Linked DNA regions of Homo sapiens: region 1 is linked to region 2. Evidence: chromatin loops called from intact Hi-C (ENCODE). Cell type or tissue: PC-9. All regions are shown on one strand. Links, peaks and the distances in the headings refer to the core of each region. The heading gives the core; the rest is flanking DNA.

What was found. Peaks named below come from ENCODE experiments on the same cell type or tissue, not always from the same donor. Only the 100,000 strongest peaks of a DNase experiment are listed, where the experiment ranks them.
Region 1: it touches region 2 in a loop (5-fold over the local background); 5 of 110 quality-filtered maps call a loop at or near these places.

What each region holds. Positions count from the first base shown.
Region 1 is chr2:118,161,595-118,177,962 of GRCh38, reverse strand. No RefSeq gene overlaps it. Among named protein-coding and RNA genes, the nearest start is that of THORLNC, 17 kb to the left of the region's middle. RefSeq lists an enhancer at 8,475-8,524. In PC-9, for the core only: no CTCF peak of the experiment used is centred there; DNase peaks (open chromatin) are centred at 8,450 and 9,172.
Region 2 is chr2:118,103,834-118,120,201 of GRCh38, reverse strand. INSIG2 (insulin induced gene 2) reads right to left here. Exons shown (of 6, transcript NM_016133.4): 4 at 13,299-13,465; 5 at 13,013-13,112; 6 at 9,205-11,921. The coding sequence ends at 11,880. Among named protein-coding and RNA genes, the nearest start is that of INSIG2, 24 kb to the right of the region's middle. RefSeq lists an enhancer at 3,254-4,453. In PC-9, for the core only: no CTCF peak of the experiment used is centred there; a DNase peak (open chromatin) is centred at 7,131; H3K4me3 peaks cover 851 bases; H3K27ac peaks cover 4,971 bases.

The DNA.
Region 1 (16,368 bases), core at 5,239-13,238, 56 kb before region 2:
GTCTCTTTTCTAAATTTATAGATGAGGAAGGATTTCAGTGAATCTCCTGGAAGAGATCTAGAGAAAATTTTTTCTACCCAGTGTTGTCAGTGCAAATTCAGCTCCTCCAGGAAAACATTTTATGAAGGTTGTTACTTCCTCTTAAACTCATCAAGAGGGCTGCAGCTTCTACAAATAGAAAGGGAAATGGTATTCATTAAAGTTATCAAATCCTGCATTAAATATAATAAAGACAATCTCATTTCCTCTGGGAAAATGAAAAATCTGTGAATCAGATGGCAATGGAAGAAAGGAAACTGAGGCTCAGAGGGGTTGAGTAAGCTGACTAAGGTCACACAGCTCATCTGTGACAGAGGCAAGATGCCAACTCAGCTGTCCCAGGCAGAAAATCGCACAGTCCTTCCATGGAGCCCTGTGAGGTCAGCCAACACCCACTGGGTGCCTCAAACCACGCCTCAGGTCTTCTGAAGGCTCTGCCAACCTGGAGCAAAATGAAGAGAGGCAAAGTTCATCTGAGAGCCTTCTCTCCTCATGTGGTTCCCTCAGCTTCATCCCTTTACCACCTGACTTGGCCAGTAGAACCTGGTTCTCGATTGCTGCTGCCAGGAGCTTTGCTTTTGATGCAAAAAAACTTGAATATATAAGAAAGGAAGTTCCTGTGGTGGAACGGGAGTGGGGAAGGGCATTACTGCTAAGGAGAAAACCTTTCTACAACTATCACCATTTTACAACTTTCCCTTCCATAAGCTAGCCTTTGGGACCTGTTGAGGAAATTTCCAGGTGTGGCTTTGTGCTTCTGACCAACTCTGAAGCCTTCCACTTTATTTCTAAGTGGCTTTGAACCATCAGGACAGCAGGGAGGGGAATTATAGTGAGGAGAGATCTGGGGTAGGGAGGGGAAATGGCACTTCAGTGTGGGCTCTGAGACCTGCAGAAAAACAGGAAAATGAAAAAGAACAGTGCCGATAAGATAATGGCTCATCTTGGCAATTTTTAAAATTCTGATGTATTTACCAGAAAGTGGTTGGACTGAAATTTCCATTCTATCATTTCCCAGCTTGTGGCCTTGAACAACTGCCTTAACATTGCTGAAACTCAATATCTTCATTTGAACAAACAGAGTGGTGATTTCCACCCCACAGTGGTGTTGTTCAGAATGAACATGAAAATAAAGCAGCGAGCATGTAGTCGGCTCTCAGTAAGTAGAAGCAGCTATGACTGATTTGCTGGAAAATGGACTGCACAACATGGCTTTACATAGAAGAGTGCAAAAGAGCTCATCACCTCCAAAGCTCTGACTCTGCTTTAGGGGAAGAAGACTGTCAATCTATTCTTCCCCTAAACAGTAGGTGGGGGTGGGGAGAAGGAGCAAGGAGGGGAGTTTTCAGGGTAACAAGACTAATCAGGATTTCACCATCAAAGCAAATATATCCAATTAGCAGCTATTAAAGAAGCATTTTCTGGCACTGTGCACAACGAAGGCCATTCTACCTAGCAGAAATTAATCTTAATTATTGGTACCTGCACACATACGTGCAAAGGGAAGCAACTCACATTAATCTACATTAAACTTAATAGCAGTCCGTGTATTATCTACTCTGAGTCAAAATTGACTGCTGGCCCCTGTGTAGATATCTGCAGTGCTAACTCAAGTAATTACAGAGCAGTGGGTCTCAAAGACACAATTTGTTCCCTATATAATAAATCAGCTACTAGAAGCTTTTTATAATTAAAAACCAAAAGAAAAAAAATAGAACTGTATAGGCAAATGTCATTTTCTTCTAAGGGAAATTAGGGAAAAGAAAAGCGTGTCTCCTTCTTGCCTAGTCTGAAAGGGGAAGGAAATACATGTCTCTGATGGATTCCTAAACAAAGAGAGAAATAAATACAGTGGTAGAGTTTCAGAACTATGGAAAAGAATGTTTTTATAATCTTAAATTTAAGGTTTCTAAGAGGCCTGATATTCCTTTCCAAGAAGACCAATAAGGCTGTCTTGGAGAAATGCTTTATATGAACTGGAATTTTCATTAGTATGGGACAAGGTGGAAGGCCAAGTTGATTATATTAAATTCCACCTAGCAGGACCCGTTGAATGACCATGAGGTCAAGGAAAATGATGACTATGTTTGCTTCCTCCCTGCTGCCCACCACCCTTCCTATGAGAACATCATGCATGGATTCAATGCATCAATTTTTAGAGGTTACCCTCCCTTCCATAGCTCTCTTTCACTTTTGTCACCTCTGCCTCCAGAAACCATGGGCCCTCTCCCCAGAAACCATGAGCCCTCCCTCTACCTCAACCACTCCAGCAAGTTAGGGCTTCTCAGCTGCTTAGAATCCTGCATCTACTGGTGCTGTATGACCAATGAGGCTATCTAGTCCTACCTTAACCCCAGCCAACATTTCCTAAGGCGTGACTTGCCTGCCCCCACTGGAATGGAGATGATTAAGCAATTCTCAGATAACACCCCGACTTCATTTGCTAAGAGTTTGCCTGCAGGCACACCATGGTCATGTTCCACATCAGGAAGGCAGCCCACCTAACCTACTGCAGTTGGGACACAAGATTGCCCAAACCAGATCTTCCCTGACTAGCCGCCTGCCCCTACATCTCCTAGACTGCAGCTCATCCCAGTGTAGAGCCCTTCCTAATCCTCTACCTCCATCCTGCCTTTTCTCAACTCTCACCTCTGGTAGTCCCCCAACTGAGCCTGCCTTCCCTCAACCCACCCAGCACCCCTCCCGGGTCCCAGCCATGGTAGCCATGTTCCCCCATTCAGTTGTATGTACAATTGCAAGTAGAAGGTGCCTCCCAGGATTGTGCAACTCGGTGGCCCAGATAACCCTTTGGCACTCATCACCACCAGCTTGGCTCCATCTTGGTTCTACACCCTGGGCCTCCTCCAGCTTGCTGGTTCCCTTTGCTCAGGTATGAACCTGCTCTCAGTCTCCAGGACTCCTCTAGCCAAAGCCCTTCCCAAGCTCTCATCCCCTCACTGGAGGAATCTAAGTCAATCTCCGATCCCCCTGGGATTCTTTCCTCCTGATCGCTGGTCCAACCTTTCTCCATCAGGTCAAACCTCCCTTCCAGATCACAAACCCCAGATATCTTCCCTCATCCCAGCCTTAGTGTTTTCCCCATCCCTGCTCTCTAAGCTGTGTATAGCTCTTGCTGCCTCCTCCCACCTCTTAACCCTGACTGCTTTATTCTCTATTATCTGATAGTATCATTTAATGCAATTTTTAAATTAAAAATCATGTACATGTTCCCTGTAGAAATTTTGGAGAATACAGGAAAATAAAGAAAGGCAGGTGTTTACTACTCAAGCCTTCTTTTCGGGACATATGGCATACATGCAAATTTACAAAATAGGTGTGGAATTGATACTGATTTTTTAAATGATTTTCATTCTATTTTTTCAATAAATAACATGTATGTGCCCTAGTCTGTCAGCATCCCGCCCCAGTGGCAACCAATGTTATCAGCTTGTTTTGTACTTTCTAGCAATAGTTCATTCACTAACAAGTATATATGAATATAAATGCAACTTTTCACACAAATGATGGGATCCATCACACTTTTTTACAACTTACTATTTTCACTTAAATATTAGAGGTTATATCATAGACATAGATCTGCACCAGCTTCCCTTTTAAATCTATCTATTTAATTAAAACAGTGTATAAATAACAACACCGTTGGAGTTATGGCATAGCAACAATCGTGAGAAAGGTATTTGGCCATTGAAGTTCATATAGAAATTTTAGGAAAAAAAAACTACCAACTTAGGAAACACTGTTCTGTCTTGTTTATGATTCTGCCTGCTCTCCTGACCACCCAACCTTATTAATAAGTGGCCCTCCAGACCTGCTTGAATACCTCTAGTAATGGGGAACTCACTTCCTCAGGAGGAGGAATAAATATATTTAAAAGGGAAGCTTTTAGATGATGAGACCCTCATCCTGAACACTGTGGGAATTCTTTAGCTTTTAAAATCTATTTCATCCATTTGGACACTGAATAGCGAACACTTGACATTGTTTCTTAACCATCTCATAGGACGTGGTTTTTAATTCAATTTTGACTTAACTTTGCCTTTTAACTTAATTTTGAGTTTCTGAAAGGCAGAGACCAAGGCTTGGTTTTCTCGTGCACCCCTTTCCAGTGCCTGCCATGGTGCCACCCACACTGCCCCCACAGAGTACGTCCTTATCTTTGAGCCCTCGGTGAGCTCAGCACTTCTTCCAGACAGCCTTTCCTAACACCTCGCCCCCAGAATTTCTCCAGTTATTGTAATTGTCTCTCTGTGATCTGTATTCTTCATTGCTCATGCAAAGCCTACCACTAGTTTTCAAAAACATATACTTATTTGGTGAGTAAATAAACAAATAAATGAGGAACACACTTTTTTTTTTTTTGAGACGGAGTCTCGCTCTGTCGCCCAGGCTGGAGTGCAGTGGTGCGATCTCGGCTCACTTCAAGCTCCACCTCCCGGGTTCACACCATTCTCCTGCCTCAGCCTCCCGAGTAGCTGGGACTACAGGCACCCACCACCACACCCAGCTAATTTTTTTGTATTTTTTAATAGAGACAGGGTTTCACCGTGTTAGCCAGGATGGTCTCGATCTCCTGACCTCATGATCCACCAGCCTCGTCCTCCCAAAGTGCTGGGATTACAGGCGTGAGCCACCACGCCTGGCCAACCTTTTCTTAAAAGACAGTGATGACAGAATAGTGTCAAATTTCTCAAGGGGACCTTGTAGAATCTAAATACAAGGAGAGTTTCTCCCAAGATCCCTGGGATGCTGACAGGGCTACCACTTGCTGTGTTTAACATCCCTAGGGCTCCATTTATGAAGCACCTAATCATGATAGAACATTCAGAAACACAAAGTTGGAAGCTAGGCGTCAAGGCCGTGCAAACTCCATGAAATCAGGTGCCAGGAAGGGTTCTTAGAGAGATTTCAGAAAAGTTATTGAGGGGCAGAAGGAAGAGAATTAACATTTCTGTGCTCCCATTTGTGCCAGAAATAGAGTTTGAAGTTAAAGATGAACTTGTCCTCTAGCAGAGAGGAAGAGAGGAGTCCTGAAATCAGCCCTGAAGAACACTCGTCTTTCCCGCCCTTCCCACCCAGAAACTGCACCCAGCTCTAAATTGGAATTATCAGCCAATCCACCTACAACTATTTCCTAAGAACCTATGAGTTAAAAAAAGACCTGGACCATATCTCAACACTCTTCTTAGCAACATACAAACACATTTACATGAACATCAAAACAATACTGTAAATGAAACGCCTCTATAAAATGTTCATACAAGATTCTTGTGGTAGAAGAAGCACGGACACCAAAGAACAAAACATTTGAATGCTAGCTTCTCAGCCACGTGACCTCTGGCAGTTTACTTCACCTCACTAAACTTTATCTCTGCAATGGAAATAAAAATGCCACCCCATATGTGTCATGTGTAAGGATAAAAAGAAATGTAATGAGATTATGTATGCAAAGGTGGGCAGAAAATGCACGTGGACTGTAGAAGGTGCTGGGCTGGAAATGGGGCACAGAAAGAGAGAAGTCCGAAGGAGCCAGAGGGAGAGGTCGTCTGGCGGTGCAAGGGAGCACACTTGACATATCCATAATTGTTCATTCATCCTGTTATTCTTGTCACTCCACAAATATTCAGGGAGCATATACAAATGGGGAACAAGTCAGACACAAGGTCTGCCCTCATGGAGCTGACAGTTTAACAGGGATACAGATGCTTAAAGAAATGATGTGAATTCAGCTCAGTGCTCTGAGACACGAGGGAGAGTTGGGACATGTCATGGAGCTGACAGTTTAACAGGGATACAGATGCTTAAAGAAATGATGTGAATTCAGCTCAGTGCTCTGAGACACGAGGGAGAGTTGGGACATGGGAGTGGCTCCTCATTCAGACAGGTGGGTGTAGAGAGACTTGTTAGAGGCCAGTGACATCTCAGCTTTCAGAAGCAAGTAGAGTCATCCAGGTTGGTGGGGTGGGGAAGAGGAGATGGGATTTGAGCTTTGTAGGAAGGCTTGCATCTCAGGCCTGCGCTCCCCCAGAGAGTGAGGGAAAGAAGTGACCAGAAGACAGCCTCATAAGCCATGATCATGAGTCTGACCCACATGGTAATAATCACCATAAGGTTTCAAGTGGGAGAGTGACACACATGGTCAGATTTGCATTTCAGTAGCAGATTTGGGTGGAGCAGGGCAAGATAGCCAGGGAGACAAGTAAGGAGAGAGTTGCAGGAAATAAAGAAAGGTAGAGAGCATTGGACACTACAGAAAGCAGAATATTACTCAAAGTGCTCATGAGAGATCGGAGTTAAAGGTAGGGTGAGGAGGCAGTCAATGGTGGCCCCCAGGTGTCTGGCTGAGGCAGCTAGGTAAATGGTGGGACCATTGACTAATATGAGGTTTTGGAGAAAGATCTTGAGTTTAGCTTTGGATATATCAAGATCGGGGTTCCTGAGAGATATCCAAGTGGAGTTGTCTAAGAACAGATGAGTACGTGGACTCCAAACCAGGAAATTTTGGATTGGAGACAGAAGTTTGGCATTATGTCAGCCCCCAGATAATGAATGTTTGCTGGGCTGCTGATGACGTTCTACAGAGAGCAGGGGCAACAAGGAAGAGAGGACAGCCAGCAAAGCCCCTCTAACAGGGCAGAAGAGGATGTGTCATTACAAGAGCCTGGAAATTAGCTAGAGAGATGGGAGGGAACCCCACAGAGAGAGCAGTGTTACAGAAGCCAAGGAAAAAGAGGATATCAACAGGGTGGGGTAAATTGATTTTGCTATGATGATATCTGACTTGAGAAGTACTTATTGGATAGTCCAAAGTGGAAGTCTCAGTGACCTTGGCAAGTTTCAGTGGAGTGGTAGGAGTGGAATCCAGATTGTCAAGATGAAGGAGGAGAATGTAGGAGGTAGGAAGGAGGAGACAGCAAGTGCAGGCAAAGCTTAGGAGGCACTTACTGTAAACATTAAGATGAAAGATAGGAAAGTACCTGGAAAGAAATACCTATAGGCTGAGTTTTGGGAATGATGCTTTTTGTTTGTTGTGTAATATGGGAGAGATTTGATCATGTCTTAATACATCTAAGAAAAAGCCAATACAAGAAACGAAAAGTTTTAAAGATGTAGAAGAGAGGGAGGAAATAATAATAATAGTAGAGGCAAATCTCTGAGGAGATGGATGGAGATTGGATCCAGGAGGTATTTCACTGGGACAAGAATGAAAGAAGATGCTGTATATGTTAGAAACTCTGTCGGGTTCAGGTAACAGTACACCCTCTGGGATTGTAACTTGGAAAGTAGCTTGGACATTTGAAAGTCAAACAGTAGCTTTTTGCTACCCTTAATTAAACTGTTCAATGTTGGCAGGGCTCAGAATCAACAGCTCTGTAATTTGTTTCACCTTTGCCTCATGGTTGCAGGATGGCTGCAGCAGCTCTAAGCATCACATCCTTACATACCCCATTCATAACCAGGAACCATGTGTCCGTAAAGGGCATAATTCTCTTCATGCACTTTTCTCTTAGAAGAAAGAAAAACATTTTTCAGAAGCACTTCACAAGACTTCTTGACACATCTCATTATGTAAAATTGGGACTTAACAGTCACGCACAGACCAAGGCTGGGCCCAGTTCCCACCCAGCACACGAACAGAATCAGTGCTTCAGTGAGAAAGAAGAAAGGGGCAACTCTGGGTTAGAAATAGCCATGTCTGCCTCAAAGGTACAGATGAAGTAGGTCAGTGGGCTTGGGAGCAGAAAAAATGAATGAATTCTCTGGAAATGTCAATTTTCCCTCTAAGTTTGTCATCTGCTAAGAGTGAGAGGGAAGGGGTTGTGGGTGTGAGTTCTGATGGGAGTGAAGAGATCTAAAATAACCACAGCAGAGAAGCAGGGGGTGAACTCACTGGAAAAAAAAAAACATCAAAAATTCCAAGAAGGTCCTCCATGGGGAAAATGATTGGGGAAGAAATTACAGACCAAAGGAAAAAAGAAAGGAAGGGAAGATCCACTAAAGGACAGCTCTGCCCCAAGTGGCCATGTACACCAGGGTTTCCCTGCCTCGCACTGTTGGCATTCTGGGCTGATTAATTACTTGTTGCAGGGCTGTCCTGGGCACTGTAGCATGTTGGCAGCATCCCTTGCCTCTACCCACTAGATGCCAGTAGCAAACCCCACTTCCAATCCTGACTACCAAAAATGTCTCCAGGCATTGCCCAGTACCCCATGGTGGGAGGAGGCAAAATCATCCCAGTTGAAAACCACCTATGTACACTATCTTATTTAGTCCTTCAGAGCAGAGATGGTGTTTCTGTTTTTGAGGATGAGGTTAAAAGCCCAAGGACACATAGCTGAGAAGAAATGGAACCGGAATTGAAGCCGGCTCTGCCAGAGACTGCATTCTTCCCTCTGACCCTGAGCTCCACAGCCTGCAGTGCACCACCGGCACCAAACAGGAAGTCACACCCATGGGCCGGCCTCTGCCTTGCCACTGGGGCTCTACACCCCATAGAGTAACTTTGAGGAGTAATCTGTTTTTTCCCGGAGAGAATTAGAGAACTCATAAAAATTAAATCTTTACAAGAGCTCTATCTCCTCCTTTCAAGGAAGTCAATCACTTGGGTTAAAAAAGAAAAAGAAAAAGAAAAAAAAATGTGGCAACATTTTCCCAAGGACTTAGGGCAGAAAACCACCATCCAGAAAGGAAAATCTTTGAAGTTGGAATGTGCTCTAGGCTGCCTCTTTAAATGAAAAATGTTATATGCCTGGGAAACATTATATATGCCAAAGCAATACGAGGGCCTCACGGTAATAATGATAGCACCAACTCCATGCTTTCATCCCTGAGACTCTGTGAAGGGCCTTAAAAATGAAATTTTATACAAGTGCACACACACACACACACAATATTTGGAAAATTCACACATATATCACTTTGCCCACCTCTCCAATGAAGGTGGAATGTGGTGGCAGATGTTTCACAGCTGCCCGGCAACCACCCTCCAACAGTTTAGGACAGGAAGCTAAGGACACCCGATCCAAAAGGAATTGCAGGGAGAGGTCAGGGAGGTAAAAGTTAATCCTGAGAATTGGGATTCTGCCAAAGCTTGGGATACCCTCCACGCCATTGCCTCATCCTTTATTCTAAGAGACTGAATGAATCAAGTGACAGGCATCTATCTGCATGTGAGAGGCCATGCCCTCCCCATGAAGAGAGTTGGAACTAGGAAAGATCCTTACATTTGAGGAATACATACTATACATACAGCCTGCAGCCCAGCCTGAGAAAGCCAAGCCTATAGATTTGGCATCTAGGCCAGTTACATATCTTTACTCTGCTGAATAGCCATAGACAGAGTCCCTATTGCATAGATGGCTGCCCTTGCCTCTACCCTTTCATAAAAGATAAATCATTTCATAAAGAATGCCTCACTGCCTGGGTGCAGTGGCTCACAACTGTAATCCCAGAACTTTGTGGGGCCCAGGCAGATGGATCACCTGAGGTCAGGGGTTCAAGACCAGCCAACATGGTAAAACCCCATCTCTACTAAAAATACAAAAATTAGCTGGGCATGGTGGCATGCGCCTGTAATCCCAGCTTCTTGGGAGGCTGGGGCACAAGAATCACTTGAACCAGGAAGGTGGAGGTTACAGTTAGCCAGTGATCTGAAATCGGGCCCCTGCCCTCCAGCCTGGGCAACAGCAACACAGTGAGACTTCATCTAAAAAAAAATAAAAATAAAAATAAATAAAAAATAAAAAGAAGGCCTCACTGATGTGTGTGGATGGTAGAGGAGGAAGAGGGGACAAGGGGTGGTATCTTGTTTAACTAGGTCAGGCAGTGCATTTATAACCACAGAGTGAGGGGAAAGAAATGAATAACTGCAGAGCCCCAGCTCATGCCAGGGCCTGGGCTAGGAGCTTTACCTGTTGTCGTGTCATTAATCTTTCTGGGTTTCACTATCTGAACTTTGCAAATAAAGAAACTGAGTCCTGGAGAGGTTACGTAAGTTGGGGTCATACTCCCCAAGAGCCAGGATTCAAGCTCAGGTCAGCCAACCCCAAAGTGAACATGCTTGTGTTACCACCATATCTGGACATCGAGTATGCTAGCGCCCCAGAAATCTCCTCCGTGCTCTCTCCAAGTCATTACGCACCCACCCCTTACCTCCAGGTAACCACTGTTCTTCCTTCTATTGCTAAAGTTTAAATTTTGCATGTTTTTGAACAACATATAAATGGAGTCACATAGTATGTATTCTTTGGCATCTGATTTCTTCAGCTCAATAATTTATGAGATCCATTCATGTTTTTGTGCCTAATAGTAACTTGCTCATTCCCATTGCTATATAGGATTCTACTGGGTGAGTGTATTACAATTTATGTATCCATTCTATTATTTATGAACATTTGAGGAATATTCCATTTAGGAATATTATGAATACTACTGCTACAAACATTATTTTGTTTTGCTGTTTTTTTGAGACGGAGTCTCACTCAGTCACCAAGGCTGGCATGCAATGGTGCAATCACGGCTCACCACAACCTCCTGGGCTCAGGAGATTTTCCCTCCTCTGCCTCCCAAAGTGCTGGGATTACAGGTGTGAGCCATCATGCCCAGCTGAACATTCTTAACATCTAATGGGTGGCCACACACTTGAATATGTATACCTAGAGATAAAATTGCTGAATCATTAAGAAACATAATTGCTCATTTTTACTAGGTAATGCCAGTCTTCCAAAACGTTGTATTAACATTCCCACCAACAATGTGTAAAAGTTTCATCTGCTCCACAACTTCCAAAAATTGGTATTTTGAGTTTCTTTATAATTTTAGCTATTCTAATGGCTGTGTTGCTATGTCACTGTTGTTATAATTTTCTTCATAACTAATAAATATGAGGATCTTTTAATATATTTATTGGCCACTTGAACCATTCCCTCTTTTGTAAAGTTGTTGTCTGTTTTTGTGTATTGATCTGTAGAAGATCTTTGTATATTGTGTGAAAGTCCTTCGTTGGATATATGTATTGCAAATATCTTTTCTCATCCTGTGGCTTATCTGTCCATTCTTTGGTGTCTTTTAGGGCTTTTTTGTTTTTGTTTTTCACTACATTTTATTGTGGTAAGAATAGAACATGAGATGTACCCCCTTAACAAATGGCAAGTATACAGTGCCTTATTGTTAACTATAGATGCAATGTTATACAGCAGCTCTCCAGAGCTTATTTATCTTGCTTAACTGAAACTTTATGCCCAATGATCAGTAACTCTCCATTTCCTCCTCCCCCAGAGTCTGGGAATCATCATTCTACTCCAGAGTCTGGGAATCATCATTCTACTCTGATCCTATGAATTTGACTATTTTAAATATCTCCTATAAGTAGAATCATGTAACATTTGTCTTTCTGTTACTAGCTTATTTCACTAAGCATAATGTCCTCAAGGTTAATCCATGTTGTTACATATTGCACAATATCCTTCTTTTTGAAAGCTGAATAGTATCATATCCAATGTATATAACACATATCCTTCATTCATCTATCCATGAACATTTAAGTTGTTTCCACATCTTAGCTATTGTGAAAAGTGCTATAGTGAACATTGGGGCATCAATATCACTTTGAGATCCTTGTTTTAACTGTTTTGATAAATACTCAGAATTGGGATTGCTAAATTAAATGGCAGTTCTATTTTTTTAAGAGCCTTCATGCAGTTTTCCATAGTGGCTGCACTATTTTGCATTCCTACCAACAGGGTGAAAGTGTTCCAACTTTTTCACATCCTTGCCAACACTTGTGGTCTTTTGGTTTTTTGATAATAACCATCCTGAGAGGTGTGAGGTGATATCTCATTGTAGTTTTGACTTGCATTTCTCTGATGATTAGTTACTTTAAGCACTTTTTCATGTATGGGTTGGTTGCTTGTAAGTCTTCTTTGGAGAAATATCTATTCAAGTCCTTCAGCTATTTTTTAATCAGGTTATTTGGTTTTTTACTATTGAGGTATAGGAGCCCCTTTATCAAATGTTTGGTTTACAAATATTTACTGTATTAGTCCATCATGCTGCCGATAAAGACATACCCAAGATTGGGCAATTTAACAAATAAAAAAGTTTATTGGACTTACAGTTCCACATGGCTGGGGAGGCCTCACAATCATAGTGGAAAGCAAGGAGGAGCAAGTCACATCTTACATGGATGGCAGCAGGCAAAGACAGAGAGAGCCTGTACAGAGAAACTCCCATTTTTAAAATCATCAGATCTCATGAGACCCATTCACTATCACAGGAAGAGCACCGGAAAGAGCTGCCCCCATGATTCAGTCATCTCCTACAGGGTCCCACCACAAAATGTGGGAATTATGGGAGCTACAAGACAAGATTTGGGTGGGGACACGAAGCCAAATCATATCATTCTTCCCCTGTTCCCTCCCAAATCTCATTTCTTCACATTTCAATACCAATCATTTCTTCCCAACAGTCCCCCAAAGACTCAACTCATTTCAGCATTAACTCAAAAGTCCACAGTCCAAAGTCTCATCTGAGACAAGGAAAGTCCCTTCTGCCTATAAGCCTCTAAAATCAAAAGCAGGTTACTTACTTCCTAGTTACAATGGGGGTACAGTCATTGGGTAAATACAGCCATTCCAAATGGGAGAAATTGGCCAAAACAAAGTGGCTACAGGCCCCATGCAAGTCCAAAATCCAGCAGGGCAGTCAAATCTTAAAGCTCCTAAATGATCTCCTTTGACTCCATGTCTCACATTCAAGTCACGCTGATGCAAGAGGTGGGTTCCCATGGTCTGGGGCAGCTCCGTCCCTGTGGCTTTGCTGGTAAAACCTCCCTCCCAGCTGCCTTCATGGGCCGGCATTGAGTGTCTGTGGCATTTCCAGGCACACAGTGCAAGCTGTCAGTGGATCTACCACTCTGGGATCTGGAGGATGGTGGCCTTCTTCTCACAGCTCCACTAGGTGGTGGTCCAGTAGGGACTCTGTGTGGGGGCTCCCACCCCACATTTCCCTTTTGCACCATACTAGCAGAGGTTCTCCATGAGTATCCTGCCCCTACAGCAAACTTCTGCCTGGACATCCAGATGTTTCCATACATCTGAAATCTAGGCAGAGGTTCCCAAACCTCAATTCTTGACTTCTGTGCACTCACAGGGTCAACACTATGTGGAAGCTGCCAAGACTTGAGGTTTGCACACTCTGAAGTCACAGCCCAAGCTCTACATTGACCCCTTTCAGCCGCAGCTGCAGCGGCTGGGACACAGGGCACCAAGTCCCTAAGCTGCACACAGCATGGAGATTCTGGGCCCGGCCCACAAAACCACTTTTTCCTCCTAGGTCTCAGGGCCTGTCATGGGAGGGACTGCCACAGATGTGTTTGACATGCCCTGGGGACATTTTCCCCATTGTCTTGGTGATTAACATTTGCCTCCTCATTACTTATGCAAATTTCTGCAGCCAGCTTGAATTTCTCCCCCAGAAAATGGGATTTTCTTTTCTACTGCATTGTCAGGCTGCAAATTTTCCAAACTTTTATGCTTTGTTTCCTTTTTGAAACTAGAATGCCTTTAACAGCATCCAAGTCACCTCTTGAATGCTTTGCTGCTTAGAAATTTCTTCCACCAGATACCTTAAGTCATCTCACTCAAGTTCAAAGTTCCACAAATCTCTAGGGCAGGAGCAAAATGCCACCAGTCTCTTTGCTAAAACGTAACAAGAGTCACCTTTGCTCCAGTTCCCAACAAGTTCCTAATTTCCATCTGAGACCACCTCACCCTGAACCTTATTGTTCATATCACTATCAGCATTTTTGTCAAAGCCATTCAACAAGTCTCTAGGAAGTTCTAAACTTTCCCACATTTTCCTGCCTTCTTCTGAGCCCTCCAAACTGTTCCAACCTCTGCCTGTTACCTAGTTACAAGGTTGTTTCTACATTTTCAGGTATCTTTTTGGCAACACCCCACTTTACTGCTACCAATTTACTGTATTAGTCCGTCTTCACGCTGCTGATAAAGACATACCCGGCCGGGCGCAGTGGCTCACGCCTGTAATCCCAGCACTTTGGGAGGCCAAGGCGGGTGGATCACCTGAGGTCGGGAGTTCAAGACCATCCTGGCTAACATGGTGAAGCCCTGTCTCTACTAAAAATACAAAAAAAATAGCCGGGCATGGTGGTGGGTGCCTGTAGTCCCAGCTACTTAGGAGGCTGAGGCAGGAGAATGGCGTGAACTCAGGAGGCAGAGCTTGCAGTGAGTGGAGATCACGCCACTGCACTCCAGCCTGGGTGAGCTTGCAGTGAGTGGAGATCATGCCACTGCACTCCAGCCTGGGTGACAGAGCGAGACTCCATCTCAAAAAAAAAAAAAAAAAAAAGGCACACCCAAGACTGGGCAATTTACAAAAGAAAGAGGTTTACTGAACTCAGAGTTCCACATGGCTGGGGAGGTTTCACAATCATGGTGGAAGGTGAAAGGCACATCTCACATGGCAGCAGACAAATGAAGAGAGTTTGTGCAGGGAAACTCCCCTTTTTAAAACCATCAGATCTCGTGAGCCTGATTCACTATCACGAGAACAGCTCAAGAAAGACTTGCCCCCATAGTTCAATCACCTCCCACTGGGTTCCTGCCATGGAACATGGGAATTGTGGGAGTTACAATTCACGGTGAGATTTCGGTGGGGACACAGCCAAATCATATGAATTTTCTACTATTCTATATGTTGTCTTTTCACTCTTGATTGTGTTCTTTGCTGTGCAGAAGCTTATTAGTTGGATGTAGTCCCACTTGTTTATTTTGTTGTCGTTGCCTCTGCTTTTGCTGTCATATCCACAAAATCATTGCCAAGACTATTGTCATGGCACTTTCCCCCAATGTCTTCTTCTAGGCGTTTTATAGGTTTGTGTCTTACATTCAATCATTTAAACCATTCTGAGTTGATTTTTGCGTATGGTGTCAGATAAAGGGCCAATTTCATTCTTTTACATGTGGATATCTAGTTTTCTTATCACCATTTGTTGAAGAGATGATCTTTTTCCAACTGTATATCCTTGGCACCCTTATTGAAGATCAATTAAACATATATGCATAGTTATTTTTTTCTGGGCTCTCTATTCTGTTTCATTTTTCTATATATCTATCCATGACAATTCTGTTTTAATTATTATAGCTTTGTCCTATATTTTGATGTCAGAGAGTGTGATGACTGCCTTGTCATTCTTTCTCAAGATTTATTTGGCTATTGGTCTTTTGTGGTTCCAAATTATTTTTAGAATTTTTTTCTTTTTTTAACTTTTAGGTTCAGGGGTACATGTTACATAGGAAAACAAGTGCCATGGGGGTTTGTTGTAAAGATTATTTCATCACCCAGATATTAAGCAGAGTACCCAATAACTATCTTTTCTGCTCCTCTCCCTCCCCCCAACCTCCACCCTCAAGTAGACCTGTCTGTTGTTTTATTCTTTGTGTTCATAAGTTCTTATCATTTAGCTCCCACTTATAAGTGACAACATGTGGTATTTGGTTTTCTGTTCCTGCTTTAGCTTGCTAAGGATAATAGCCTTCAGTTCCATCTATGTTCCTACAAAAGATGTGTTCTTGTTCTTTTTTGTGGCTGCATAGTAGAATTTTGTTTTTCTATTTTGGTAAAAAATACTAACGAAATTTTTTTTAGGAATTGCATTGAATCTGCAGATTGTCTTAAAAAGTATGCACATTTTAACAATATTAAGTCTTCCAATCCATGAACACACAGATGACTTTCCATTTGCTTGTGTCTTGTTTAATTTCTTTCAACAATGCTTTGTAGTGTTTGGTATACAAGATTTTTGCTTCCTTAGTTAAGTTTATTTCTAGGTATTTTATTCTTTTTGGTGCTAGTGTAAATGGGAATGTTTTCCTAATTTCCATTTCATATTCATTGTTAATGTGTGTGCAAGTGATATTTGTATGTTAATGTTGTATTCTGAAACTTTACTGAATATGTTTATTAGTTCCAACGAAAATTTTTATGAAGTCTTTAGGGTTTTCTATACGTAAGATCATGTCATCTGCAAATAGGAGCAATTTTACTTCTTTGTGATTTAAGTACCTTTTTGTTTGTTTTTTGGCCTAATTGCTCTGGATAGGAATTCCGATGTTGCATTGAAGAGTGAGGGAAATCAAAGTATTTCATCCCCAAATATACTTCCTTGACATATTTTGAGGTGGCTGTTCAGCAAGTCTGCAAACAGAGGTAGCCCTGCAAAGCTGTCTTTGGAGGGGAGATTTGCATTTGTACGAAATCTTCATTGATGCTGCCAGGCTTTCTCTGGGGCTC
Region 2 (16,368 bases), core at 3,247-11,246:
ATTCTTGAGCAGTTCTCACTCACTCTGCCCATTTTTTTCTTGCCCCCCTCTCCATTACCTCATAAATGGTGAACATTTCAGAAATAACGATCCCATTAGAAGAAGGTCTCTACATGTCGCCTGTAAGGCTTGAGAGGAAAAACTCAAAAGATGCCTTCACATAAAAGTGGGAAAGGGAGCAGAAATGAAATTTCTAATGGACATAGCAACACAAGAAAGCGCTGTGCATGAAGAACCCAGCTTCTCTCTGACAGATGGTACGCCATGCATGCAGCTAGATGAGCAGCGTTCAGGGGCTTGCTCCATTGCAAATACAGAAACAATAAAAATGCATGTTGATTTTTAAACAGATGTGTAATTAAGTATGACATTCTGATAGAGGTTTACCAAGGCAGAACAGCTGGATTTGAGGAGTCCTAATATGGGATACTGTTTAAGTTATTTAAATGTGATTCCTAGGATGGCAAAACTTCAAGAACTTCAACTTGTCTGTGTGTGTGTGTCTTTGTGTCTGTGGGTTTATGTCTGTGTGTGCATGTGTGAATACGACTGGATCTATGGCTTAAGGTGGTGCATACCCAGCTGAAATTTTCTTGGAGCTTAGAAAAGCAAAGGTTGCAACCCTTATACTCAGTTGCCCTGGGCAAGCAAGAAAAATATGTCAAGACCCAGGTCTTGCTGTTAAGGCTGGAGTTGAGAAATGCCCTCCAAATGCCTTCAAGTCAACATTAGCTATGACAGAAGCAAGACTATTATTTAACAATAGCAGCAAACGTCAAAAACAAACTGTGCCTGGCATTTTGACAAGACACTACTGAAAGAGAACCACTTTTTCAGCACTTGTGTAACCGTGGGGGAGAACTTGACAATTAATATCCTGAGGTCTGGTAACAGGATTTCCAGGCTGCTTGGTGGTTTCCTTCTGATACAAATGAAAGGAGTAGGCAAGTGGAGGACATGGGCAAAAATAATCCGAAACAATGAGGCCTAGAGAAAAGGACTGATACATCAGAAATCAGGTACCTTGTGGCTAATTAAAATGTAACTCCTCCCTCAGGAGACTGCACTCTCACGGTGGTGACACTATAAAGTATGAGGACAGAGCCATCATCCCTAGGTGAAAATAAGATGCTGACAAAATCTATCTCCTACCTCCCATCTCCTTTCCTCGCTCTCCAGCAGACTCATGCCATCCTGCGGCACCCTACCTAAGCTTCCCTCCATGGAAGCAGCCCCTGCCGGAACTGGCCAAACCCTCATCCCTGCCGTCAATCAATCAATTAATCAGTATAATAACAACCAGCCAGTTTCTGTCCTATGTCCTTAAGAATTTGCTCCCTGTTAACTAACCGATGAGTGGAGCTGTGGCAAGGTGTCAGCAAGCACAGTGATTCGTGTACTATGCTTCCTCTCATTTTGACAGAAACATTAGGGAAGCAACCTAATCCAAAGTAAATGCCAATGTGCTGGCTCCACACTCATGCTTTGAAGTGAATGAGGAGAGAGGGAAAGGAACCAATACTTCACTGGAAAGCCCTTATGAGCTAAGCCTTTGAAATGTTATCACAGTTAATGTTAACAGCCCTCAGACAAAAGTGGTATTGTGTCTCCATCTTACAGGTAGCAACCTGAAGTTTAGAAAGCATGAGGAACATGCCCAGCGTCCCAGTCTGCGAGTAACTCACCCAGAGTTAAAGCCTGCGTTCTCTCTCTCCCACAGCTGACTCTTCCCTGGCTCTCTCCACCACAACCCAAGATCACACACCTTGATCAGACTCAGAATGTTCTTTTTCTTTTTCTTTTTTGAGACGCAGTTTCACTCTTTTTGCCCAGGCTGCAGTGCAATGGCGTGATCTTGGCTCACCGCAACCTTCGCCTCCCAGGTTCAAGTGATTCTCCTGCCTCAGCCTTCCGAGTAGCTGGAATTACAGGCATGTGCCACCATGCCTGGCTAATTTTGTATTTTCAGTACAAACAGGGTTTCTCCATGTTGGTCAGGCTGGTCTCAAATTCCCGACCTCAGGTGATCCGCCTGCCTCGGCCTCCCAAAGTGCTGGGATTACAGGCGTGAGCCAACGCGCCCGGCCTTCTTTTTACATAAGAGCCTGGCAATGATGCTTTTTAATAAAGGGAACACCAGGAACTGTGGTGGGTGTGGCAGTCTTACTTGCAGGCCTCCTAAAAGGAACCCCCATGGACAGCTGTAGATCCTGCCTGAGAAGAAACATGAGTACAGGAGCCATTTAAATCCTCAAAGAGAAGCCAATCCCTATGTTTTAGAAGTCCTCCCTTCCACCCACTTCCTCTACCTGCGACTTTACTACCACCAGACCAGACTTTCGGTTCTTGAGAGAACATGCACGAATCTGTCCACGTGGGTTTCCTGTCCATACCATCCAAGGAGAAAGGCCTTGGCCTCCTCCAGCTGGGTCTGCTCCTTCCTTTGAACCCCATCGGTACCTATGCCCACACCTTTCAGAGCTTTCCTGATCAGTGTCAACATGCTGCTCTTCCTCTTACAAAATGTACCATCAATACAGCCCAGGCACATGGCTCCCACAAAGCTAGCCACTTATATAGTATGGGTCACATCAAAAATGACTCCAGCACAATCATTCATACAGACTTCTCTCACACTAAACCTTTAAACAAGGTGAGAAGTCAAAACCTGTGAAGACTGTCTCTTTTCAGCTGGGTGCAGTGGCTCACTCCTGAAATCTCAGCACTTTGGGAAGCTGAGGTAGGAGGATTGCTTGACCTCAGGAGTTTGAGACCAGCCTGGGCAACATACTGAGACCCAGTCTCTACAAAAAGTAAACAAAAGTAAACAAAATTAGCCAGGCACGCACCTGAGGTCCCAGCTACTAGGGAGACTGAGGTGGGAGGACTGCTTGCCCTGGCTGAAGGTTGAGGCTGTAGTGAGCCATGATCACACCACTGCACCACTGCACTCCAGCCTGGGTGTCAGAGGAAGACTCCATCTCTCAAAAAAAAAAAAAAAAAAAAAACCTATCTCTTTCCTATCTGTCAGATTTCCACATGGGTCTGGGTCTCTGGAAGCTGCAGCAGGACAGAACATCTGCTATGGAAAGGGGCTTGAGGTCCAAGTCAAGGTCATTCCCAGGCTTTCTAGAAATGCTTTTTATTAACTTTCTAAACAAACTCAGACTCCAGAGTGGAGGAACACATTCAACATGAATACGTCTACAAAGTCTTACACTTTTCTACTAAAAAGCTAAGATTGCATTCCTATCAGCAATGCCCACAATGCCAAGTCACTTATTCTAAGCGACGGCATTGGAATTCCGTCAGAAATGCATATGCAACATGAGGCAGGAGCGTCAGCGAAGGGACTTTCAGGGACAGCAGACAGGTCTGTGGTGATGAGGAAAGTCTTTGGTCATTGGAGTGAAGTCAAACCAGGGTTTGAAACTCTGCTGTGCCACCCAGAAAAATGTGGATGTTGGCAGCCGTAAAATGGCGTCAATACCCACAGACGTGTGCTGGGGACATTCCCAGGAGGCACCAGGAAGACACCTGGTTCATTCCCTCCCACACATTTCTCCTTCTAGGCGAGAGGAAAAGATGAAAGTGAATCCCTTCCTTCTTTCTCACCACTCCAAGACTTAGACACAAAGTTTACACTTTAGGTAAAGACCATAATTTTGTTTTAAACTTTGCCACCAAAAACTATTTTCTTATAGTCATGTTCACTATCAATCACTAAGGGAGTAAAGTATTCTATTGTGAACAGAGCACCGCAAAACGTTTTACAACTGTGGCAGACATTACCAGGGATCACCAATATTTGGTTCTCCTCTCCCTTTGGAGGAGGGGTTACACATCCCAGCCCCCTTGCAGTTAGGGCCACAGGATTAGTTCTGGCCAATGTGTGGAGCAGAAGTGCAGTACATTCCTTCTAGGCCCAAGCAGAGAAGAGTGAGTTTGAGAACCCATGCCCATTCTTCCCCTGCCTTGGCAAGCGAGTGAGGCTGCCTGTCTGCAGTGGGGCACAGTCTCCCACAAACCAGACTGTACATGTCACGTAAGTGGGAAATAAACCCGGTTATTGTAAAGCCAAGTTACAAATCAATGAAAACAAGCTGCCATTTCAAAATCAGATTACCAAACAATATTTAAGGATCACTAACTTATTCTTTCTGGGGAAAAAAGCTGAACCAAACTCAACTCTAGTATGAATTTTACACACATTCTGGGAAGACACGCTTCAACATGCCCTGACGTGCCTTCTCAAGGACAGACAGGATCTTGATATGCACTAGGATCTGGGACTTTGAAAATTCCACAGAGATTTGTCTTTATAAACATCTTTTAAGTTTCATCTTAAATTTGTCAGTCTGCAAGCTTCTCAAGCCCAGGGTGTGAGACTATGCACCCCAGGTGCATCCAGCTGATCCTGAGGTGATGGGCCAGCACTCTGCCTCTCTGTAATGTCCTGCTAGAAAATCTCAAGCTTTTTTATTAATATAAGCAGAAAGAATCGTTTCAAAACAGAACTGCCACTGTCATACTTTGGTGGAGCAGACATTCCCAAAAGATCTAGGAGTGACATGTGATGACTATAAAGGGAATAGAAATGAGTTTGATCCAATGGCAGAAATTCCCAGTGAATGCATTTTAGAAACTTTTCTTCTGAAACAAACAGTTTCAGCACTTGAGTTATTTCTTTGCTTTGTCTACTCAACTGCTCATCACAATGAATTGGTCCATGATCACATTCTGTGCAAGTTTCCTCAAAAAGCGTTTCTAAAAGAGAAGCAAATCTTGCAAATGAAACAGTCTCATGGAAGCACAGTAGCAGTAGATGGATTTATGGTTTTCGGAATGGCAATCAAAAATGATTGTTTTTAAATGGCAATATGTTTTCCAAGTGCCCATTACTTTTAAAGCCCACCTTCGGGGAGGCCACAGAATGATTAGCAGCCATAAATGCTGCCATGTGAAAGCAGCAGAGGACACAGTTACTAGAGCACAATTTTGATTTGGAATTAAAACTGCCCTTGTTCAAGAAAATCCTCACAGAAACTGAAACCAGGGAAACAGTGAAAAGGAAAAATCGCCCATATATGGCAATCAGTTTTGACACGAGGCTCATCAATAGCCCAGTCTTTCCAAGGCACATCATTATCTATCTGATCTGCCAAATCTGATACTTAACAACATTGTCTTCAGAACAGTTGACATAGCCTGGAAAAGTCTATCTTGTAAATCACAAAGATGACAGGTTTCACAGATCTGATCAGTGATAAAAAGAAGGGAGGCATAAAAGAGCAGATGCCAGTATACTTGCTGGCACAATGAACTGAATGAACTATATGTATTTCAAGGAAGAAAAAACCCCTCTACATCCCAATTTTTATTGAGGCCCAGTAAGAAACCACTGACTTAACCTATTTATCTCAGCTCCTAATTAAACCGAGTTTTTGAAAGGTAAAGACAAATGACCAGGGAGATAGCATGATTTTGTGGTATCAAAAAGTGGTGGGGAAAGCTGAATCAGGTCAGCTGGGCAGGCATGCTGCAGCTTCTTCCACCTACCCTAAATCCACAGAAATAACAAAAAGAAAAGAGATTTTTAAAAAGAAAAGGAATCCACAACTATACTGCAAAATAAGTACATTCTGTGAACTAGAAACTACAAGGAATCCCTGAAAGCAAGAGTGAGTAGCTGGATGGAGGGAAACCACAGCTTGAAATACTCAAGGAGAGGACTTGCTAAATATGAAACTAGGGGCATCCTAAGCTCAGAGGTAGCTGATGCTGGGAGCTGGAAATGCCAAGGGCAACTGACCTTATGGGTTCAACCAGGCTTCTGTGAAAGCAGCCAGTCTGGCCAACCCTTCTACACTTCTCCTACTTGCCAACCTTTGACCAGGCAGAGACAGCATGGTATCTACCCCATGATGTAAGTGTTAAGTGTGGACAGTCTCAAGAAGCATGGCGATGTGCCCAAGGCAAACCAGGGGCACTCACATCTGGAGATCAGCTGGTGGCAGGCTCATCCCACCCTTCCCTGCAATGGCTCTTTAGAAGTGCTTCGAACTTTAGAAGAGCAATTAATGTCCTTAGAAAAAATACAAGAAGGGCAATATACTTCCATTTCAAAGTACAGTAATCTTAGAAATTAAAATTGCTATCAATAAAATTAAAAACTCAACTGATGGGCTGAATGGATGGATACAGCTGAAGAGCAACTCGCTGAGCTGGAACAACAGTTATGTAATTCTTCTAGAAGGTAACACAACAAAGAAAAGCTAAGGGCTATATAAAAAAACAGAAACAGAAGGTCAAATATGTCTAGAATAGAGGACTTTTAGAAGAAAAGAAAAGAGAAAGTGAAAAAAGGAACACTAACAGCAAATATAGAAGTAAATTTCCCAGAATTCAAAAGATATATCTGACTGAACATGATTAACAGAAAAAGACTCACTCCTAAACATATTGTAGTAAAATCTCAGAACACCTAGGATGATAAATATCTAAAAAATAAATAAATACTCAAGCCTGTAATTCCAGCACTTTGGGAGGCTGAGGCGGGTGGATCACCTGAGGTCAGGAGTTCAAGACCAGCCTAGCCAACATGGTAAAACTCCGTCTCTACTAAAAATACAAAACTTAGCCGGGCGTGGTGGTGAGTGCCTGTAATCCCGGCTACTGGGGGGGCTGAGGCAGGAGAATTGCTTGAACCCGGGAGGTGGAGGTTGCAGTGAGCCGAGATCGTGCCACTGCACTCCAGCCTGGGTGACAGAGTAAGACCTTGTCTCGAAAAAAATAAATAAAAATAAAAATAAATAAATAAAAGAGGGGGGAAAGGGATTCTAATTAAAATCCCAATACAGTCAAGGCACTGAGATAAGTACCTGCTCAAATGGTCAAAAAGAGTATAGATGACACCCTTCCTTCCCACCTGACCTTTGAGATCACTCCAGGTAACATCAATACCAACATCAAAATCTGTTCACCCACGCATTGGACCTCTACTCCGCTGCTGTTCATTTCTACTCACTTCAGTGAACTATGTAAATACAGTTGTTTAGAACACTCCTTGGACTTTATCAAGATCTGGAAATGATCCACTACATTCCTCTCTGATTACAAACCCCAAACCTACCAACCTTACCCTTAAACTGGATTTTTAATCTCAACACTTGCAGTCATTTGACTTCATCCTATTTCCTCATGCCATCAGGTCAGCACTGCTGATTCAACTTCCTTTCCCAATTTGCCTGGATCCCATGAAAACGTCTGCAGATATTTCACTGGGAGTCTCTATTCATTTTTCACATATCCTTGTGCCATGCCTACCAGTGAATTCTCAGCTACAATCAATGTATTTCATCATGACAAGTCTACACTCCTGGGCTGCTGAGCCCACTAAGACATGGCGTTAACAATGTCAATTGGCTCTACTGCAAATATCTGACCTCTATCCTCACATGGATCCTTGATGGCCTCAAAACTGTCTGGCAAGTCTTTCTTCATCTTTAGTCAGTTACTATGTCCATTCTTCATAGATATTGTCCAAACATCCATCATTCTTTCAAAGTTCCCTAGTTGCCCCAGATCCCCTCACTCCCAATAAAAGACTCAGTATATAATCAGGCTTTTCTTTATTTTGTGAGCTATTTTATTAGTATACAGGGAGATATTTTATATGTTAAGAGACAGCAGTTAGAAAAACATTTTCAATGTAAAACAACACCTTCTCCTTTATCATCAAGATTAATTCATCCTTCCAATTGTACTTCATTGTACCAGTTACTCTGCCTGAAACTTCCTCCTACCCTGGTTTCATCCCATCACTCTTCTGGTTTTCCTCTTACTCTTTTTTTTTAATTTTTATTTATTTATTTATTTATTTATTTTTGAGACTAAGTCTCACTCTGTCTCCAGGCTGGAGTGCAGTGGCACGATCTCGGCTCACTGAAACCTCTGTCTCCCGGGTTCAAGTGATTCTCCTGCCTCAGCCTCCCGAGTAGCTGGGACTACAGGTGCCTGCCACCACACCCAGCTAATTTTTGTATTTTTAGTAGAGACACGGTTTCACAATGTTGGCCAGGATGGTCTCGATCTCTTGACCTCATGATCCACCTGCCTCAGCCTCCCAAAGTGCTGGGATGACAGGTGTGAGCTTTCCTCCTACTCTTGATCGTTCTTCTCTTTTCACCATAACATGCTCCCTATGTGATTTCATCCACTCCTAAGGCATCATTTATTACGGTCACATGCTGATGACTCCACATTTACATCCTACATCCCAGACTCAAATATCCAAGTGTTTATGATACCTTTATCAGATGTGCCCTACATAACTCAACCTCAACATATCAAACCAAACTTGTTAACTTTACCCCTTCACCTGCTTCTCTACATTCTCTTTTGGTTTATGGAAATATCATCCATCTAGTTTCTCAAGATAAAAAAATGAACTTACCATTGACTCTTCCTCATCTTTAACCTTCACACCCAAGTCACCAAGTTCAGGTGATTTTATTCCAAAATGTGCCCCTCATTCTTCATTTCCAATGTTACTACCCATCTCATCTCTCTCACCTGGACGCTACCCCTTATTTTATGCATAACTACACCAGTGAGTGGCAACCTGGGTTGCACATCAGAATCACCTGGGGAACTTTTAAAAATCCTAATGCTCAGGGCATACCCCAAACTAATTGTATCAGAGTCTCTGGGGGTGGAACCCAGACACCAGAATTTTCTATAGGTCCCCATGTGATTCCAATATGCAGGCACATTTAAGAATTTTCCAGAATTGAAAACATGAGCCCACAGATTGAAAGTACATACCAAATACCAAGCAAAAAAAAAAAATAACAAATCTACAACTAGTCAAATCATAATGAAGCTGAAAAATGTTAGAGGATAGAGAGAAAATCATGCAAATATCCTAGAGTGAAAAGATAGATTATCTACAAAGGAAAGAAAATTACGGTAATGGCAGACTTATCTGTAACATTAGGTGACAGAAGACAATGAGTTAAAAATCTTCAAAGTGCTGAGGGAGGGAAAAAAACTATGAACATAGAATCCTACAGCCTGCTAAATTATTCTTCAGAATGAAACAGACCTTTTCAGACACACAAAGCTAAGACTCTACTACTCAGACCATCACTGGAAGAATTACCTTACACAGAATATACTTCATTATAAAGGTAACTGAGCCAATAGGATTACAGAAGTATTTATTGGTATTAACCAAGTCTGACTTCTACCTGGAAAATACAAGATGTATGAAACATATGCATCATTGAGAGGTCCCAATGGCCTTAAAGAAGGTAAAACAGCTCAGTGCAAATAAATAAATTTTACATTAAAAGTTTTAGCAGGGCTCTGGCTAATTTGAATTGTTTTCTTGCACTTTTGTAGAATTTATCCCCAGTTTTCAACTGTGCAAATTTCCATAACTTGAAATAATAAAAGAAAGCACTGCCAATCTAGCAATGTTAAAAAATGTTTCCCATTTTCTTTCATTGAAAAAAATAGGTTCTATACATTTATATATTTATCAAAATTTCAAAACAATTTTATTTTTTGCTATAATTATCTTATTTTCTAGAGGACCTGAAAATAATTTAAGAACACCAACGATAATCATTCAGTCTCACCGATACCACACACAGTTGACCCTTGAACAGCATGGTTTTCAGCTGTGTGGGCCCACTAATAATGCACATCTTCTTCCACCCCCGCAACAGCAAGACCAACCCCTCCTCCTCCTCCTCCTCAGCCTACTACTCAGCATGAAGATAGCATGAGTGAAGACTTTTAGGATGGTCCACTTCCACTGAATGAAGAGTAAACACATTTTCTTTTCCTTAGCTTACACTATTGTAAGAAAACAGTATATAATACATATACCATACACAATATGTGTTCATCAACTGTTTCTTATTGGTAAGGCTTCCCATCAAGAGTAGGCTATTAGTAGTTAAGTTTTGGAGGAGTCAAAAGTTATACATGGATTTTCAACTATGTTGGGGAGTGGTGCCCCTAACTCCTGTTGTTCAAGGGTCAACTATATTTAGTTTCTTTTCATCGTTTCTTGGTAACTTCAACCACATATGTTAATTTCATTAGATTAATCCACAGTACCATATTCTAAGACTTACCACAAAGAAGAAAAACAGACTCTTAACCCAGATGATAATTACATATTTAATACGTGTTGCTTTTAACAGCAATTTTTAAAGTAAACACATCATAGACCTTATAACTTATTAAAGATTTTATAGTGCTTACAAAGTTGATTCTAAAAAATATACCTTATTTGTTCTAAATGAATAACATTATCTGGAAGATATAATAATAAATTATAGTAGTATGTTTTCCACCACGATAGTTAAGATTGTGTACACATATTCAATATGAAATCCTCTTAGGATTTTCACACCTTCAGCCTGAAAACATAAAAGCAGATTAAAGTTTGGCATACAAGATCTCAGTCTGATAGTAATTGCTTTAAAACTCAAAGTGTAAAAATATCTACTTGACATTCTAGGAAAGCATGGCCACATGCACAGACACATTCTCTCACTCACTCCAACACACACGTGTGCACACATACTCACACCCCAGAGTACTCAGAAGATCTTGCCCTTGTGGATCAGACAACTGCCACCAATTTCAAAAACTAATGGAAAAAATTAGCTAAGAATATGTTTAAACCATACTTAAGAGGTGCTGGTTGCCATTAAGATCTTTAACATGCAGAGAATGCCATCTCAATACACTCTTAAACAGACTTGAACTATTCACTAATGGATACACGAATACATGAGAAATTATGTATTCATCCACCCCCAAGACTGCATGTAAGATGAAAAACCTAGGCATTCCACCAACGAGTCATATGACTGAACCCAGCTAAAGCTACAGTGGTTTGCTTCACAGAACCCAATAGAAGACAGAACCCAACAGATTTAGAAACCTCATTGTGATCTGTTTGGAGTTTCCTATATGCTCCATGTGCAAAAGCAATGAGATTCTGTATTGCAGATGACAGCTAATATCACTTTGCACTTTTGTGACACTGCAAGAGGTCACTGTATTTCCAAAACATGTATTTATTCTAATTAAATCCTCTAATGTTCCTTACTTTTAATTATATATACTGTTCCAAATTTAGAACCAAAACAATTTAATGCTGATAACCTCTTCTGCTCATCACATATACTTCCAGTAAAACCTGTCAAAACAGAAAATTACTCTTTGGGCTGTCTCCAGTAACGCAGGTTTGAAACCAGAAGTTCATTTTCACCCTGTATCAAAACACTCCAAACTCTATGAAACAACATTAAATTAGAAACTAACCACAAATTAGGGCACTCATAACTCATACTGCTGTGATTAGAAAAATAAAAAGGCACAACAGTAAGCTAAAGAGAAAATACCAGCTCCCCATATGCTTTTTGTTTGTTTGTTTTTGGCTTTCCTCTTATTTTATTTCACTAAGTCTACAAATTGTTCAAAGCATTCTTATACTCTGCATGACAGGAACAATATCTTGGCACATTAACATTGTGATACAATGTATGGCATGTTTTAAAAAATTAATTTAAAAATTTCATCTATTAATCAACACTTTTTAATGTAGTACATATATATCTTACAGTTATTTAAGTCAAATATGTAAAGGTTTACAACTGATTTACAGATGAAGCAATCACAGATTGCAGTAATATGTGTGTGTGTATATATATATTTATCCATATATACACACACGCCAATCAAGGGGAAAACTGCATCCTGGCAATTTTACAGTCTGAAGTTTTGTTGGTATATCTACCATTTCACATCCTTTTCATCTTGCTTTTCTGTACAAAAGATATTTTTTGCCTTCTTCATTCCTGATGAGATTTTTCTGCGATAACTTTACATTCGTACTGCAAAAATTAAAAGGTTAAAAGGTTAACAGATTAAGACTTCTTTTGAATAGCAACTTCCAAATAAACTGAAAAGCTCTAAAAATGAACATTTTATTACTATGTGCCCATTTATTCCTCAAATAATCCAAGAGTTACATAATTACTATGATTAAATGACAAATGTGACAGGGAAAAAAATAATTCACATTCTGGAAGTGAAAAAGCCACAGCCAAAAGCAAGAGAAAGATGAGATTTCTGCATTACAAGCAAGTAGTGGCAGTATATGATTTAGAATTTAGATCAATCTTTTAATGTCGAAAGGAAGCAAAGCAGGTTTCTTTGAGTATTCAATAAGGCAAATTAGCAAAGAATAGTTCATGAACTTAAGGATAGGGCTGTTGTGGTGAACTCAGATCACTGTATTTTCAAATTGCTATATGATATAAAGGAAAAAATCTGTTACATTAACAAAAGCTTCCAGTCAAAACAACATTTTTAAAGTACAGCTATAAAAATGTACACCCACAATTCAAAATAAAGGAAACCAACAGGGTAAGATAATTGGTTGGCTATTTTACCAAAAATACAGCAAAGTAAGTCACTCAATTCTCCTAACCTGGCTAAAAAGGTAAAAGTGACAGCACTGATTCATAAAACTGCTGTGGCCTCTGAATGTCACTCCCTAGCCTTTTCCTTTTCCTTCATCACTAAAATGATCAAACATCTTGATTTGTTAGAGGTGGTCCTAATGTATACCTATTGTAGCAACACACTTATTAGTAGTGACCTTTTTAACTTTTAAAACTGTCCTTTTCTGATATAGTGGGAGACCTGTAGATTAGTTTTTTAAAAACCACTAATATCCCCCATATGGTCAATAAATCATATTGCCCTATCCATAACACATTTTGAGTTTTTCTCTCCAGTGGCTCCTCAACTTTTAAAACACCTGTGATTAAATTCTTCCAAATGATTTATTTCAATGGAAGTGCAAAAAAGCAATCAAAGAATGTTGTCTTCACAAATTGCTTTCCCTTAAAGGACTGCCTTTTAGAGAAAACTTGTCATTTGTTCCACATCTTATTCAGAAAAGTGAGCATCAGCTTACCATTGCCAGTTGTCGACCAATGTTTCCCATTGTTATGCCTCCAGCAAAAAATATACATGGTAACCAAGAACGAACATAGAGGAAATCTGGAGATGTATATCTAGAATAACAGACATGTCTTTAATACCCACAGAGGAACTGCAATGACACTTAAGATAATTACAATGAAAATAAACTACTCTGTAGATTAAACTGGCTAACCTCATTTCATAATCTCAATTCTGAAAGCGGTTATCATTTATTTATCTAGCAAACAAGCACCAAAAATTGAAGGATTAATACTTACTGGTAAACACCATTATATACTAGCAGTTGAGTGACCACAGTTGCCAAGAAGGCAATTCCTACTCCAAGGCCAAAACCACTTCTAGATCTATCAAAAGTCCACCACAGTCCAATGGATAGTGCAGCCAGTGTGAGAGACAACTGTATGTTGTTATCGAAATCCACTTTCTGAGATCAGTGTTAAGAAGTCATCTTAAAAGTTGTAACCAAATAATATCATCTGTTCATTTTTCTAAATAAGAGATGCCTCTGTTGAGAAGGGAATTAATTGCTTCTACTCAAGTACATTCAGTCTCTTAGTACAATGTATGAAGCTAGGTGGGATTAAAACTGTCTCCAGTATTTACCCAATACCAGATACACAAAAGACATTAATCAATAGATCCTACCAACTGTAACCCCTCCAAAACAAAAAACAAAACAAAACAAAAAGAACAGTCTACATACATTCCCAATTATAAGGCTTTACCCATTATTTAAGAAATGCTTTCTTTGCTAAAAATGTAACTGGAAGCCTCAGAACACAAGTATCACTAAAGGAACACACTTTTGCAAAAAAGGAAACCAATATTACTTCTCCAACAGGTTTAGAATTACTTGAGAATCGTACAGGAACTTGAAAATAGAAGAGTTGACAGCTATTTAACAGGGTACCACATTCTCTCTATGATTTACTGACAGACACATTTTATAATAATGCAGTTCAGAAACAAGAGTACCAAGGACACAGTATCCCTTTCTATTATGTCAACTGTTCTAGTTTTAATTTGTTGAGGATAAAGCCTTGAAGTGAACATTATCTTACAACCTGCCAAGCTATTTTGGTGCCTGAGACTTTCTGGTATAGGACAGTTTGCTCAAATGATATTTTATTTTCATCACCTACTTAAGCATCTATTCACAAATGTATGGCCCTTTTCTACACCAAAATCTCTGGGTAAAATTAAGCTTTACAAATTCAGTTTTCTCATCTCTTTGCTAGAGGATTACACTAAAGGAATTAATTTCAAGTGTCATTAAAAGGGCATTATCTATGTCCCAAAGGCCACATCTTGGCTCTATAACCAGCTACTGGGGAAGGCGGGGGAGGTTTGGGAGAACACGTATCACCAAACTGACCATGCTGCACGTATAGAGAAATCCAAAAAAGAAATTGCAACGAAGCCATTTCCCACTTCCTTTAACACTCTTTTTCACCATTTCCCCACCCCTACCAAGCAAGTATCCTAAACACCCAGCTTGCTTATTTCTCAGAATCTCAGGACTATTGTGGGCAACTCCCTCAAGGTCCTTCCTTGTTAAGGCTTGATTTAAAAAGAAACCTACAGTTCATATGGGTATGCTTCTGGAAAAGCTTTTCTTATTGTTATGCTGTCATTATACTTAAAGTTCAAAGAAAAGGTTTAGAGCTCTGATTTCCCTATGAAATAAACACTCATGTAAAGAGTGGAATTTGGTATTAAATGAGTTTCATGTTTGCTAACTAAACTTAATTAAAAGTCACAGCGAAGTAAGGAGGCTTCCAGCGTAAATAGATATATCAATCTTAAAATAGTGCCATATGGGCCAGGTGCGGTGGCTCATGCCTGTAATCCCAGCACTTTGAGAGACCGAGGTGGGCGAATCACAAGGTCAGGAGATTGAGACCATCCTGGCTAACATGGTGAAACCCCATCTCTACTAAAAATACAGAAAAATTCACCGGGTGTGGTGGCAGGTGCCTGTAGTCCCAGCTACTCAGGAGGCTGAGGCAGGAGAATGGCGTGAACCCGGGAGGCGAAGCTTGCAGTGAGCCAAGATTGTGCCACTGCATTCCAGCCTGGGTGACAGAGCAAGACTCCGTCTCAAAAAATAAAAAAATAGTGCCAAATGATTTTGTAAAGTCTAAGTAACCTAATATTAGAAGTGTATGCTATAAATTTGGTAAACATGTTGGACTTTACTTGAAGGACAACAGGATATCTAAGATTGCTATATTTAAGTATTTCATTGAGAAAGAGAGTGAACAAAGCAAAGAATTTGAACTTATTAAGTTTTTAGAATTTCAGAAAAGGCTATTTAAATTTCTCTACTTAAAAACAAAAATCAAAGTGGAAGTGTCTAAGAGAGAAAGATCTAATCCACCGGACAGAGAGGAACTGACACAGTTTTGAGGTTCCTGGGTAGGAAAATGAGATGTTTCTAGACTTTAGTCAGGCTGTCTCAGGGCTGTTCTCAGCTCTGCTGCAATGTCGCAGTATAAATGACTTAGTAAATTACCTAACCTCTTTAGCTTCTGTTTATTATCTTTACAAAGAAAATGTGGAACTAGGTGATTTCTAAGTTCTCTTCTAGATATAATAGTATATGATTTTAACTTTTTAAGCCCTCCTGACCACTAGATTTTTTATAAAATCTTAAATCTCAAAAAGTTCACCAAAATAAACATGTGGAAATGTCCTCAATACAAACAGAAATTAAAACTAATAATAGCCACTGAGGGACTTCCAAATTCACAGACCTGCAACAGCCAGCACAACTGTGCAGAGGAAGGCAGATGTGTTTTCAGAATCTAGGACCCTGCTCTTTTCTATGGTTTCTGTCCCCAAGCTTATCCAAAACACCTCAATACTTTTTGGGAAAGACACAGGGGTCTACTTGACACATGACCCACCCTCTCTCTCCAGCTAGCTAACTCTGCCTGCCCCAAGTCCAGTGCAGAGTTATAAGAGCAAACTTTTGGCAGCCTGAGTCACACTTCTTGCTTTTCCAAGTACCCAAGGCTCCTGCCACCTTCATTGTCTAAACCACATCTCCTAGAAAAAGACAGGAATAGCATTTCCTAGTTCCTCTTCTACCAAGGAAAGTCAGAGCAAATGAGGAGGAAGTACAAGAGAGGAAATAAAGAGGATGATAGGAGGAAAACCTTATGAGGGCAAACATTTTTTTCTGGGCAGAGAAGGTAGAAAGGGGAAGGGGAATAGGGGCTACCTGAGACACTGTAAAAATACTCATTAACCACTAAATAAAATGTCTGAATCTTCAAACAATAAAACTTTGAAAATATGTACTAGGGTAGAAACTTATTTTTT